Linked DNA regions of Mus musculus: all the other regions are linked to region 3. The links are chromatin contacts, found by Hi-C or POLR2A ChIA-PET in ENCODE. All regions are on one chromosome and are shown on one strand. Each heading gives the region's core, a stretch centred on a gene start or an enhancer-like site at or near the end of the contact. The rest is flanking DNA. Distances are from core to core; before and after follow the strand shown. Region 1 holds the start of Arf3 (ADP-ribosylation factor 3). Region 2 holds the start of Wnt1 (wingless-type MMTV integration site family, member 1). Region 3 holds the start of Cacnb3 (calcium channel, voltage-dependent, beta 3 subunit).

Evidence for each region. Hi-C counts contacts between places; a loop is a spot of excess contacts on that map. ChIA-PET counts read pairs that join two places held with the same protein, here RNA polymerase II (POLR2A).
Region 1: POLR2A ChIA-PET joins it to region 3 with 15 read pairs in Patski. The contact joins the promoter of Arf3 here to the promoter of Cacnb3 in region 3. POLR2A ChIA-PET finds 5 or more read pairs at or near these places in 2 of 5 experiments (Patski and embryonic stem cell).
Region 2: a loop to region 3 is called in a map of T-helper 17 cell, with 1.8 times the contacts of the local background. The contact joins the promoter of Wnt1 here to the promoter of Cacnb3 in region 3. A Hi-C loop is called at or near these places in 1 of 37 maps with a recorded cell type or tissue (T-helper 17 cell). POLR2A ChIA-PET finds 5 or more read pairs at or near these places in 2 of 5 experiments (Patski and embryonic stem cell).

Annotation. Positions count from the first base shown.
Region 1 is chr15:98,760,629-98,764,923 of GRCm38, reverse strand. Arf3 (ADP-ribosylation factor 3) reads left to right here and starts at 1,806. Exons shown (of 5, transcript NM_007478.3): 1 at 1,806-1,944. LOC115488470 reads left to right here and starts at 2,878. Exons shown (of 1, transcript XM_030248862.1): 1 at 2,878-4,295. The coding sequence starts at 3,012. The coding sequence ends at 3,476.
Region 2 is chr15:98,786,917-98,791,503 of GRCm38, reverse strand. Wnt1 (wingless-type MMTV integration site family, member 1) reads right to left here and starts at 1,647. Exons shown (of 4, transcript NM_021279.4): 1 at 1,212-1,647; 2 at 387-640. The coding sequence starts at 1,315.
Region 3 is chr15:98,631,968-98,636,085 of GRCm38, reverse strand. It overlaps Cacnb3 (calcium channel, voltage-dependent, beta 3 subunit), which reads right to left and starts at 1,319. Exons shown (of 13, transcript NM_007581.3): 1 at 873-1,319. The coding sequence starts at 917.

The DNA.
Region 1 (4,295 bases), core at 557-3,056, 130 kb before region 3:
CGTGGAACAACTGCTTGTAACTTTGTCTCCAGAGAATGTTACATTTTTTTCTCCCTGTAGTAGATATCCACACTTACAGGCACCTACTCACACACAGAGACGTATGTGCGTAGGTACAGTTAAAAATAAATCCATTTGGCTGGATGTGTGACAAATACCTTTAATCTAAGCACTCAGGAGGCAGAGGCAGGCAGATCGTATTTGAGTTCAATGCCAACTTGGTCTATAAAGTGAATTCCAGGCCAGGTGGGGCTACATAGTGAGCCCCTGTCTCAAACACAACAATAACAAATATATATATTTTAAAGCTGAATGCCTGTGGTGTAATGAAAGCATTCCTAAAGTAAGATGGGGGATGATGCCAGGAGAATCACACAGAGCTAGCCTAGAGTGTGCACTGCAGCAGCAGAAACCAGAGATCCTGGCCCAACGAGGGAAAAAAGTCAAGAACAGCGACTCCCAAAAGGTGTCCTCTCTAACCTCCACATCTTGCTAGAGCACAAGTGCACCCGCAATCTCTCATACAAGCACACACACACAGAGTTAATAAATGGAGGGAAAAACGAGCAAAAACCAGAGCTTAACAAAGGCTCTCAACAGCATTGAGTCCTGAGTGGGGACAAATATAATTCTCTTCGTTATAAGCAAGTTCCTTGCTGTCCATCTCTTCGTTAACCATCTCTGGCTGTTCTGGAGCCTGCTCTGTAAATCAGACTGACCTTTAACTCACAGACATCCACCTGCCTCTGCACCCTAGTCTCCAGTGCTGGGATTAAAAGCTTGTGCCACCACCGCCCCCAGCCAGTCCTGTAATTTTTGAGGTAAACAAGAGAAGACAAACTGGTATAAAGGTATAAACCAGAGACAGATGTGACAAGAGATAGATTCTGTTCCCAGCCTATGTTTTGGAGGGAGAGAAGAGTTATAACGCTGCACCAAGCTCTTATACTTGATGCATTTAAAGAACGCAGTGGGGGCTGGTGAGATGGCTCAGTGGGTAAGAGCACCCGTTTCTGGCGAGGACCCTTCTAGCTCAGATTCTAACATAGCTTGTGGCTAGAGTCTCAGGCAGTGTCTCCATCATGTCAAAAGATGAGTGTCAGGGAAGGAAGGCGGGGTCCTGGGTGCGCTTTCCTGGGGATACTAAAATCCAGACTCATCTAGAGAGACTTCATGAGAGCCGCCTCTGAGTTTCTGCCCTCTGCCTTTCAGCCTCAACCTCCTAGACGACCCCATCCAGATGTTTCCTCTAGTATCTGGAATGCATCGTTCTTTCTCCTCTTCCTTTATGGGAAAGGATCTCAGAGAAAGCATCCTTAGGAACTAGGGAGCAGAGCGGATTAGCAGGTGGGGTGCGAGTGATGCGCTGTTTATTTGGAATAAGACTGGACTAGAGCAGGATACAGCAACCGTTTTCATCCTCCATGCTCCACATGGGCTCTGCTTAAGAAACCCCGGAGACTCCCTGGTCCGAGCCCTGTGGCCAGCGCAGCCAGGATGTGGCAAGGTCCCGGAGCTCGCTCTGCTCGGGAGCCTCACCTCAGTGCCCACAGCCCCCTCTACACGCCGTGCCTTCCGATCCTCCAGCCCCCACACAGGCCCCCGCCTAGGCTCAGCTTCAGCACCGGCTGCTTTTGCTGCAGCCGCTGCCATGGTGATGGGTCTCGCGAGAACTGCCGCTCGCTACCGCGCACTTCTCGCGCGATCGTGGAGGTGGGAAGTAGCCCGGGCTGGGGGTGGGTGTTCGCCGCACAGCTCCTGTCGCCGTCGCGGCTTCCGGTGCTAGGTGGAGGGCGGGCAGGAGGGAGCCGGGGAGCGGGCCAGCGGACCATCTTCACCGCGGTCGGGTCGGCTTGCGGAGCGGGAGGCAGCGGCCGGAGAGCCGGGCGGAACCTGCGGGGGCGGAGGCGGCGGTGGCAGCCGCGGCGCAGGGAGCAGGAACAGGTTCGGAGCTGGGGAGGGAAGGCGGGTCCGGGCAGGGAAGAGGCTGGGTCCGGGTGGGAGCCCGAGGCCCCCGGCCGCGGTCCGGCTCGCACCGTCTGGGCGAGGTGCTGGTGTGGGGGGTGATCCTCGCTGAGCTTGGGGACCCCAGCCCCACTCCTGTCCCCGCAGCCGAAGGACGCCGAGCTGGGGTGGGGGCGGGGGGCGCACACGGATTTGTCCTCCGCCTCCCCCGAGGGTGCGACCTGGGCTGCAGAGGTGAGCTTGGGAGGGTTGGGGACGAGGGGGAGGCAGGCTGACCTGTGGGAGGGGGACGCGGGGGCGGTGTGGCTGTTTGGCTCTCTTTTCCTTGGGTTTAAAGGGCTGCGAGGAACGCTGCCTTTTCTCTCTCCCTCCCCCGCCCGAGCTGTGGGGGAACCAAAGAAAAGCCGTGCCGTGCCGTGGTTATTCTCCTCCCTCACCCAGCGCGAGGCGTGGGGGGCCGGGGCTTAGTATCAGGGCCTACTGGTGGGGCTCGGCTGGCTGCGCACGGTCCTCACGGAGGTGGCGCTCTGCTCTGGGGTGTTGGGAAGAGGGCAGCAGGTGGGGAGAGGGTGGAGAGGAGGCTGGAGACGGGGGAGGGGGACCTGAGCTAGCTCGGAGGAGAGAGGTGGGGCCTTCCTCCCCCAGGCGGAGCGGGGGCGGTGTCACCGAAGGAGGGAGCAGCTTGTCACTGGCCCTGAGTTTGTGTCTTCCAATCCGCTTTCTTTCTCTAGGAAGTACCAGGATTCCCGGAACAGAAAATGAAGCCTTTGCTTAGCATGCCAGTCCTTTTTGAAGGAAGGAGGGGGAGGTGGGGAGGTGAAGTTCCCTGTTAAAACCTCAGGGTCCTTTAGTTAAGTCGTAACTCTTTGGAGAGACTTGTTTTTTTTTTTGGGGGGGGGGGAGAGGGTCTCTGGGCCAGGAAGAATGTAGTGGAGGGTTATGTATGTGGTCAGGACTAAGAAGAAAATAGTGAGGTCATTAGGGAGACGGGTAATGTAAAACCCGTCTCTGCCACTGTTGCATTGGGTCACCCTTGGGTCCATGGCATGAAAGTTTTATTGGGAGGAGATCTGCTGCAGGAGTCTGATTGCTTGAGTCATTGCAACAGGATAGAATCTAGTCTCTGCATACCTCCATCTGTGACCCCAGGCAGGGGGATAGGGAACTGTCTTTGCTGCCATTTTGTCTTAGACCTGTTTGGGGATAGTATCCCCACTGTGTGCTGCAGTGGCCATTGGGTTGGCCTTTGGCATGTTGGACCTGCGCTTGAGTACATTGTTAAAGGCCGTTTTAAGAAAGGCCCATCCACTTACATTCAGCTTTTCACACAAGGAGTCACTGACCTTGGAGGCAGCTGGAAAGGGCTCCCAGGTGTCACACAGTCACTCCTGCACAGTTTTCCTTCTTTCTCTCCTTCCTTTCCCCCTCCCTTACTCCTTTGTTTGTTTGAGATGCAGTGCCCTTGCTCGCCTCAACCTACCAGCTGCCTGCCGCTGTCTCTGGAGTGCTGAGGTTGACCTGGGAACCGAGGCAGACCCTTACTTCCTTTTTTGAGACAGGCTGGATTTGAATCTTGCTTTTGTAAGAACACGGGATAGCAATGCATAGAACTGCGCAAGGTTTCTAGCTACTGCTTAAGGAAGAGGTAGTGCAGCGAGGGGAAGGAGTTCTCTACTGATGAGAAGGAGAAACTTCTTTAAAGCCAGGGTTGTTAAAGTTGAGGCTGTGGCTGACAGAAACTGGGATCTGCTTCCTCACATAGCTTTGGAAGTAGATACCAAGAGGCCTGTGAGTCAGAGCACACCAGTGCTTTGGCTAACGGTGTGCTTAGAGGCGGGATGCCGCAGTGATTGAAGCTGGGTTGTAGAGACAGACAAGATGGGGCCAGGCTCACCTCCTGCCTGTGCTGTCCCGAGCTGTCCCATGCTGTCCTGTTGTATACATTTGATAACTTACTTGTTCGCACTTAGGTTTCATTTTTCCTTTTGCATAAGGAGAGTCATGGTAGCAGCTACCTAGTAGGCTGTCGTGAGAGTTAAATGAGATAAGTGAAAAGTCCTGAGAACTGCATAGGGCACACAGCACATGCTGACTGCCCACCGTCATGTAGTGTGGCACCAACACTCAGGCAGGGCTGCTGTAAAAGAGAGCTAGTTAGTAGAAGAGCAGGGTGGGCCTATGTGAAGGGACAGTTGTTACAGTGACTTTACTCAGTGCCTCGTGAGTGGTAACGTTTTATTCTTGTCTGTATCAGCTCATAGCCGTAGCACGTAATGCTTCAGGGAGAGGTGAAGCTGGAGCAGGGCAGGGGCCGAGAACATCTTGGATGC
Region 2 (4,587 bases), core at 398-2,897, 160 kb before region 3:
AAGTAGAACAAATCTGCATAGCCAAGATCGCTACTAGTATTGGCAGTGCAAACTTTGCTGGGTGCGAAGCACAACCCTAGCTAGCCCTCAGAGATCAGCTTCCCAGGTACCTTTGAGGAAGGCTAGGGAAAAACAGCTGTCGCCCAGCGCCCACGATCCGGAATTCCCTTTCTGTGGGCCAGTGGCTCAGCAACGTTAAAGATCATGCTCACAACGCAAGGCTAGAAAGAATCTGGTGCTGACCTACGGTAACTGCCGGCACCAGGCGATTCTCAGTTTGATCACATATAACCCTGGGATGTCTTCCCTGCCTTCGCCCGCCTATGCCCTGGAGATGACCCTGCTTTTCCCTTAATCCCGGAAGCGTCGCTTTCCTGGGCACCCACCTCGGTTGACGATCTTGCCGAAGAGGTGGGGCCCCGGAGCAGTGGGGCAGTTCCAGCGGCGGTTTCGGAATTGCCATTTGCACTCTCGCACAGCGCTCTGGAGCCCTCCACTCACGCTGTGCAGGATCCCCGGGTTCTGTCGGATCAGTCGCCGCTGCTTGCGGCTCAGCAGCTGCAGACTGGGCTCGAGCACCAGCTGCAGACTCTTGGAATCCGTCAACAGGTTCGTGGAGGAGGCTATGTTCACGATGCCCCTGGCGGGATGCATAAGGGTTCAGTCCAGGGGAGGGGACCTGCATCCTAACCATACAGGCTGTACCACCCTATCCTTGCCTGGCCCTGAGCTCCAGAGTCTAGTGAGTGGACAGAAAAGGCATGGCTACCTTAGCTCTTCCTTTCTTCAAGTCAGCCCCCGAGGAGAAACCCCACCTGCAGCCTTGCCCACCTTGAAAAACTTAGGAATTCCACTCCCTCACCTCAAAGCTAATATCTGGTTTTTTTTTTTTTTTTTTTTTTTTTTTTGGTTCAAGACCTAAGGGACACCTGAGCACCCACCACAGCGAGGTTGGGACCTGTTGCTCAGCAGAAACGGGGTCGTATTAAATGGGAATGGTCTCTGAGCCTGGTGTATCTGGGCTTCTGCATGCCAATGATGTGCCCCCACTTCAGCAGAGCTAGTTCTAGGTGTGAGCACCCTGGATGTGAAGTCACAATGCACGAGGGGGGTCTGTAGGTTGGTGATCCCCACAGCGTGGGAGCTGGGTAAGGCCCGTGCCTGGCTCTTTGCCCCAGGACAAGTGGCGGACCCCGTACTAGCTCACTTACCACCATCGGCCACTACTGTTGGCAGCCAGGGCTGCGGGCAGAGCGGTCAGTGCCAGTAGCAACGTAGTAGAAACCCAGCTGGGCAGCAGCGCCCAGAGCCCCATGGCCTGCCTGGCCTTGCTGGTTCTGTGCTGCGGTTCTGACGACTGTGGTTGCTGTCCGCGACGGTGGGACTGGACACAGCGGTGAGGGCAGTGATGCGAGTTCCCAGGCTGGCTCTAATAAGTCTGGAGGCGGGCCGCAGGCAGCATGGTTCGCTGTCCTGGCTGCTGGGCTGAAGCAGCCACTGCGGGAGGCACCGCCTCTTATAGGCCTCTTATAGTTGCGGCGCTGACTGCAGTGAGAAGAGGCTGCCCCTCCGGGCCCGGGCGGCACTAAAAGCACCAGGGCGCACTGGTCAGGGCCACAGACAATGAGTGGCGAGCGAAGCTGTGGCTCTTGCCGGTCTGAGCAAAGAGCTGACAGGCTAACCGTCGGGGCTCACCCCCGCCCCCTGCCTGGTGGCCCCCGCCTCCAGGTCTGCACTGGCCGCCGACCCCTCCCCTTGGGATGGCCTCCCACGCGCGCCGGCCTCACTCTTCTGCGCGTCCGGAGCCCGTCGGGGACCAGCATCCGCCAGGGGGCGCGGAGACAATGCGCTGGGGACAACCTGTTTGCAGCCTGGATTGCCTCCCCCACACGCGCCGGTGGGGCTGTCCTCTCGAAGTCCGTCTCCTCTGTCCCCCCTACGCTGTGGTCTCTTCTCTTCCCTATTCTGAATGGCAGGATGAAAGTTGTGGTTCTAGCCAGCGACTCCGTGGAGACACTTCCTCACCCAGGAACCCCGACGGCTGGACAGAGAAGGAAAAGAAGGAGACAGAGCATGGGTGGAGCTGTGGTCAGGGATTCCCGGGCGTGGGGTGTAGGGGTAGGCTGAGCAAACCGAGCTGGTGGCAGTGAGAAACTCAGAAGCGCCCAGCAGTTTGCCTCTGTGGGCTAGGGGGAGTGTAAGCGTCGGTGTGTCACCCGTGAGATTAAGTCAAAGTGTACATGTGTTCTGAGGGTGCACGCTCCTGTGTATTGGTGTATCCAGAAACTTCTAACGAAGAACATTTTGAGCCCTTTCCAAATAATTGTGTAATTTGGCTCAGGACAGGGAGAGCATGAAGTCATTTTGTTACAGTCACCACTTAACGCAGTGTATCAGGAAGGAGGTGGGGCTGTGACAGGAGACGTCCAGAAGGCTGCAATTGTGTTTGCAGGTGGGTGCATGAGTGTGTGTGTGTGTGTGTGTGTGTGTGTGTGTGTGTGTTTGTGATTAACGACGTGCACTCATAGGTGTCATTCTGTCGCTCTGGGTACCTAGTGTCACCCTATGGCACCTTGAGTCAACCTGTGCTTATCATTAGATGTGCTAGTCATGAAGATGAACCGGGCTTGTTTCTCTGGCAACTAGGCTCAGAAAGGATAGGACCACCAGCCGAGTAGCTGTCAGATGGAGCTGAAGACCTGAGGGAAAGAATGCTTGTGGGAAGAAGCTGGCTCCTTTTGGTTTTGTTGTTGCTGGTTTTGTGACCGGATCTTGCTGTGTGACCCTACCTAACATAAAGGTTTAATATGTAGAACCCATGATGGTCCAGTGACTGCTGGGATTACAGGCCTATTCCGCCACCGTACCTGCCCAACTCAAGATGAACATAATTGGGGGGAATGAGAGATGGCTCAGTGGCTAAAAGCACTGACTGCTCTGCCAGAGGCCCCGGACTCTGTTCTCAGCACCCAAGTGGTGGCTTATAGCCACCTGTAACTCCAGTTCCAGGGAATCAGGTGATGTCTGAGCCCCACTGACACCAAGCACACACAGGTGCACGTATACATACATACATACATACATACATACATACATACATACATACATAAAATAAATCTCCTGAAACAGTTTTTTAAAGAAAGATTAGCAAATTTGTGCCTCCATGTGTTTCCTGATTTTAGTTGGATTTTTTTTCTCCCAGGTTTCTGCAGTGTCCCCACCCCCCACCCCCATTTTCTCCCACTCTTACCCAAGAGCCTTAACTCTTCCATTGTGGATTCTACTTTCCTCCTGATTCCAGTGATCTTCAGGGTCATGGCAGCCTTGGAGTATCAGGCTGCTGTTCCCAATGTGGGATGCAGAGGGCACTGCCAGCCTGGTTATCACGCACCACTGTCACACAGGGAAGCGCCCCCTTCCCAGGATCTTAATATTTCTCCTCTCTTCTATTTCACAGAGGAGATGCTTGGTAAGGCAGTGTCTTCAGGTCCCAGGTCCCTGCTAATAAATGAATCCATGTTAAAGCCACATTCCCAGGAACTGGGATACCGTGTTTGCCTCGCTTGCATGAAGCCCTAGTTTGGATCACCAGCACTGCAAAAGCCAGGAATTGGTGGCGCATGACTGTAACCCCAGCACTTGGGAGGCAGGAAGATCAGAAGTTCAAGGCTATTCCTCACCTCCCAGCATTCTGTAGACACTCTCAAAAACCCAAAGCAAGGCCTGTGGTGGTGCAAGCCTTCAACCCTAACACTTGGAAGGCAGAGGCAGATGGATCTCTGTGAGTTCGAGGCTAGCCTGGTCTACATTGAGAGTTGCAGGGCAGCCAGGGCTACATGGAGAATCCCTGACTAAGGGGACAAGGAAGCACTTGCTGCCAAGCCTGAGGATATGAGTCCCCGAGCGTCGCTGGATGGAAGGAGAGAAGACTGACCTCTGACCTCCACAGGCATCCAGTGTCCCATGCACACACATGCACATGCAGACAAAGTAAATAAGAAAACAAATTAAATGTAGGCTGGACGGATAGATGGTTCATTGGTTAAGGGGACTTACTGCTCTTCCAGAGGACCTGAGGTGTTTCCCAGCACCCAGGTCAGGCAGCTTATAACTGTCTGTAACTCCTGCTCCTGCTTTCTCCAAGGACGTTCCCACACAAATGTGAATACGCATATGGGCATAAACAAAAAGCTACAAAGTGAACCTTTAATTTTTTTTAATGTGTGAACAAAACAACAACAGCAAACAAAACAAAACAAAACAAAAAAAAAAAAGAAAGGCCTCCCCAAAACAAAGAAGACCCAGCAGATGAAAGAAAGTGTTTGCTGAGCTGGGCGTGGTGGCACACGCCTTTAATCCCAGCACTTGGGAGGCAGAGGCAGGCGGATTTATGAGTTCGAGGCCAGCCTGGTCTACAGAGTGAGTTCCAGGACTGCCAGGCAATACAGAGAAACCCTGTCTCGAAAAAACCAAAAACCAACCAACCAACCAACCAAACAAACAAACAAACAAGTGTTTGCTGGCAAGCCAGGTGAGCTGCGCCTCATCCCTGGGGCCCATGTGATGAAAGCAGAGACCTGATTCTAA
Region 3 (4,118 bases), core at 70-2,569:
GTGACTCCATGAGGCTCTGACACTGACCCCCCCCCCCAACTCTTGTCCCATCTTTCCAGGCAGTCTTTCTGCTCTCTGAGCTCCGGGAATCACTGTCTAATGAGCTGATTTGTCTCAGTGGGTCAGGAGATAAAAGCAAAGAGAAGAATTAAATATTTATTGGTTGCCTGGTTCTCGGAGCAAAGAGCTTCCTTCCCATCCCCATGCCCCTGAGCTCCCCTGGCCTCACCTCCAGGCCCTCCTCTGCAGGGGGCTAGACTGAACACAGTCTGATGGCCCACCCCTGTGGTTGGTGGCCTTTCCAAGAAGCTGAGCTAGAGGCAGTGGTGAGTGAGAGCAGTCAAGGCCATGCGCAGGGGGGGTGGGCAGAGAGGAAAAAGAGACCAAGTTCTAGAATTCCTGTCTGCAGAGGCTGGTACGCGAGTCGCTAATGTTCTTCCAGCTCCCTAATTTGTCATTTACTTGAGGCACAAGTCCGGAGTGTCTCCCCCGGAGCTCAGCTTTCCCTGTTGTGTTCAGACCCCATGAACCCAGGATACGGAACTCCAAATGTTCCATGTTCGCTCTAAAAACCTCGGTGTCGGGGCCTTCTGTCCTCCCCTCCTCAGCCTCCTATGTCCTGAGCTTTGGGGCCACCTGCTCGAGCCTTCCCCCTACAGCGTCCCTGTGCACACACCGGAGTACCTGGGATACCTGGCTATGAGAGACCATCTTCCCACTTTCCTAGAGAGCCCCCCGCCGGCTTACGCGCGCTGCCCCGCTCGCTGCCAAGGCGTTTTTCAAAGTGCAGAACTGGGGGAAGGGTTGAAGAGAGAGAGGTGTCATCCCAACTCCCCCACCCCCACCCCCCACCCTCCCCCGCGGGCACTCACCGCCTCCGAGTCCTCAAACCCGGGCACGTAGGAGTCGTCATACATGGGGGAGTCCGGGGTGGGTGGGGGGAGCGAGCGGCGCCGGGGGCGAGGACGGCGGGCCGCGCCCGAGATGCCACCGAGCCGCGCAGCCCTGCGGGCGGCGGCGGCGGAGAGCGCGAGCGCGAAGGAAGGAGCGAGCCGCGAAGACCAGCTGCTCGCAGCTCAGATCACCGCTCCCCTCCCCACCCCCCAGCCCAGCCGGTCCCACCCCGAGCGCGCCAGCGCGGCTGAGGAATCTGCCGCCGGCTCCCACAACAATAGTGCCCGCCCACCTGACCCCCTCCCGGGAAGACGCGGGCGGCGGGGGCGCGGCAGCCAGGGGGGACCCGCCGGGGCCGCGGAACCGGGCGCACGCGAGTCGGGAAGGTGGGTCCCCGGCACCTCCGGGGCCGGGGCGGCGGGGAAGAAGGGCGGAGAGGCTGCAGGCGGGGCGGATCCCGGCGGGGAGGAGGCGGGGCGAGGAGAGATGCAGAGACAGGGACTCTCGCAACCCAGGAACTGCTCCGCCGGGAAACAAAGGGCTGGCGCGGGGGAGGGGAAGGGGAGAGACGCCGCAACCAGACGCGAGCCCGGTGGAGAATCGAGAGGGTGCGGGCGGCGGGGAGGATGGCTGGAGAGAGAGGAGGACTGGAGGCAGGGAGAACGCGGAGACAGGAAAATGGAGATCTAAAGGAGGACGGACAGCAGATGGGGAAGAGGTCTCAGGTGATCCGGCAATGTCAGCTCTCTGCAAGTCCTGGAGACACCCAAAGCAAACCCCGCAGTGGTACTAGGGAGAAATGGTTTTGAGCTCCCAGACCCGTGCCATGAAAGCAGCTCCTGCCCCAACAGGTGCCCGGCCCTCTCCGTTCCGGGCTGCGGTAAAGGGCCGACCCTTAAGAAGGGGGAAGTTCGGGGACGGTGGCTAGGCCTCCCCACACCTGTTGCACGGGCAGATTTTATCCAAGTTAAGCCGGGATGGAGATTCTCTTCTTCACTTCCCTGCCAAGGATTGTGCCAGACATTGCCAAAGCATCCGCGGGAACTGGGGCAGAAAGGGGCTGTTTTAGGTGAGCTTAAAGGGTGGAGCAAAGGTGCGATCCTGACGCTGAGGTTGGGAAGGAAGAAGGGTAAAGCCTACCGCTTTGCAAAAGACCAGAATTACGTACGGTGTGCAGGATGCTGGTTCTAATCATCCAGCACCAGTCAGCGCCCTCCACCCCCACCCCGCCATTCGAGGAAAGAGTCGCAATCTCTGAAGAGATCTTCTAAAAGCTGTCATCATTTGAGCTCGCTCCCTTTTTACATCCCTCCCCCCCCCCCCCCGACCAAAATTTTCCTTTTGCATTTTAACCTCCTGCTTGGGCATCCCAAGAGGATGTGAGGCAGACACCAGCCGTGCTTGGTGTCTCGCTTTCTCAACTCAGCCCTTTGCCACTTCTAGCTCCTGAAACCCCGGAGGGTGTAAGTTCAGGACACTTGCCCACCCTTCCGGTTACAATTGGGAAGGGTTCAAGAGATCTATAGAAGGTTCTGTGCGGTAGAAAGGAGAGGAAGACCACCCACCCAAGCCAACTGGCTTCCCACCTATATCTTATCTTCCTGTTCCCTCGGTAAGAAAAAGATGGGGGGGGGGGCTCATCTAATGACACCCTAGTCTGTCTCCTGACTGAAGGACCGGCAGGCAACTTTATTGGAGCCCTTGTGTCTGAGGGCACCAGCTGCAACTGGGGGAGGCAGCTTCCACTGCTCCAACCCAGTGTGTTTGAGGGTTAGTTCGATATCTTCTGTGTCCCCAAGTACTGCCTTGTCCTGTACCATCCTTTTCCTTTGTCTCCTTAGTCCCCTCTCTCCTCCCAGAGGGTGGAGAAGTGTCAAAGAGTAAGACCCTTCTGGCTCTCTTCTCCTGGAAGAGGGTCCCGTCTGGAATCTCCTCCCCTGGCCTCTCTAATTTTGGGACTGTCCACCCACCCATGGGGATCCCTGGACTGTTAGGCAGCAGATTTGCTATCAGCCTCACGGGGACCTTGTTGTCCTCATCCCCAGCTGGGACAATGGTGTCTAAGTCGGCCTCTGAGAAATTCGTTGCCATGCCAACCACCTCCTCCTGGAGATGGGTTCCAGTTCCTCATACCTACAGGCATCCCCTGGGTCCTGCAGGCACTTGATCTCCCCTCTCTCCTCCTATACCTCTGAGCTGCCACAGAATGTCCACTTCCTTTCTCACTAGAGCCACACCTGCCTATGCCAGTTCTCCTGCTAATCCAGCTGTGGAAGCAAGATCAAAGAGGAAAGCCTTAAAAGACCAGGTGTGGAAGCGGAGAACCTCTAGAAAACTAACTGGGCAGCAAGTGGGGAAACTGAGGCAGGAACTGGGAGTTCTACTCCAGGTGGAGGCCCCTCACATTCCAGCTATTAGGTTGCCCCCTCCCCGGGAACTCAGAGAGGGTCACTGAGGGAGCCTGGCACGGCCCTCCTTTCAATAGCGCCCCTTCCTCAGCTCCCCAGTCAGACCTCTCTGCATGTTTTGCAGGAGGCGCCAGTTCCAGCCTTCCCTTCCTCTATTATCCAGAGCTCTCAACTCCTGTTTTCGCTCCCGCCCCATGCTGCAGTTTCCCCCAAATGCGGGAGCTTTTCTCCCACCCTTCTTGGGAGGGGGCCCCGGAGGTTACCTCGTTCAGCAGGAAGGTTGCACTGGAGTCAGAAAAAGACATAGACCGGGTTAGCGGCCTCTCTCCCTCCCCCGGGCCAGGGGCTCCGAGGCGGGAGCGGGACCCAGCCGCGTCTCTCTGCACACCGCTCCAGCCTGCACGCCTGGCCTCGCCCCACGCCCGCCCAGCTCCAGCCGCCTGCTCCCTCTCCTCGCTCCTGGTTCCACCCCTTTCCCTCCTCCTCCCTCCTCCCTTCCTTTCTAGCCTCCTCCTTCTGTTTCTCCCGCACTTCCCTCGTCTTTCAGTCTAGTGTGTCTCCACTTCAGTCTTGCCTTGCTACCTCCCCAGTTCCCTATTCATCTGGTGTCTCTCACTGTCCTTCCAATCCCCACCCCTCTTTCCCACCCAGCCTTACCCCTTCTCTCCCCCTCCCTCAGATCTCCAGAAAAGACAGGGTCTGTGGAGCTCTGCCATCGCAGGCTGAGGGCGGGAAAGGTTCAAAGGCAGGCTCTAGGGAGAGGTTGGGTTTGGCTCCCCCCAGACCCCCAGCTTGATACGTCTAGTGTCCCACCCC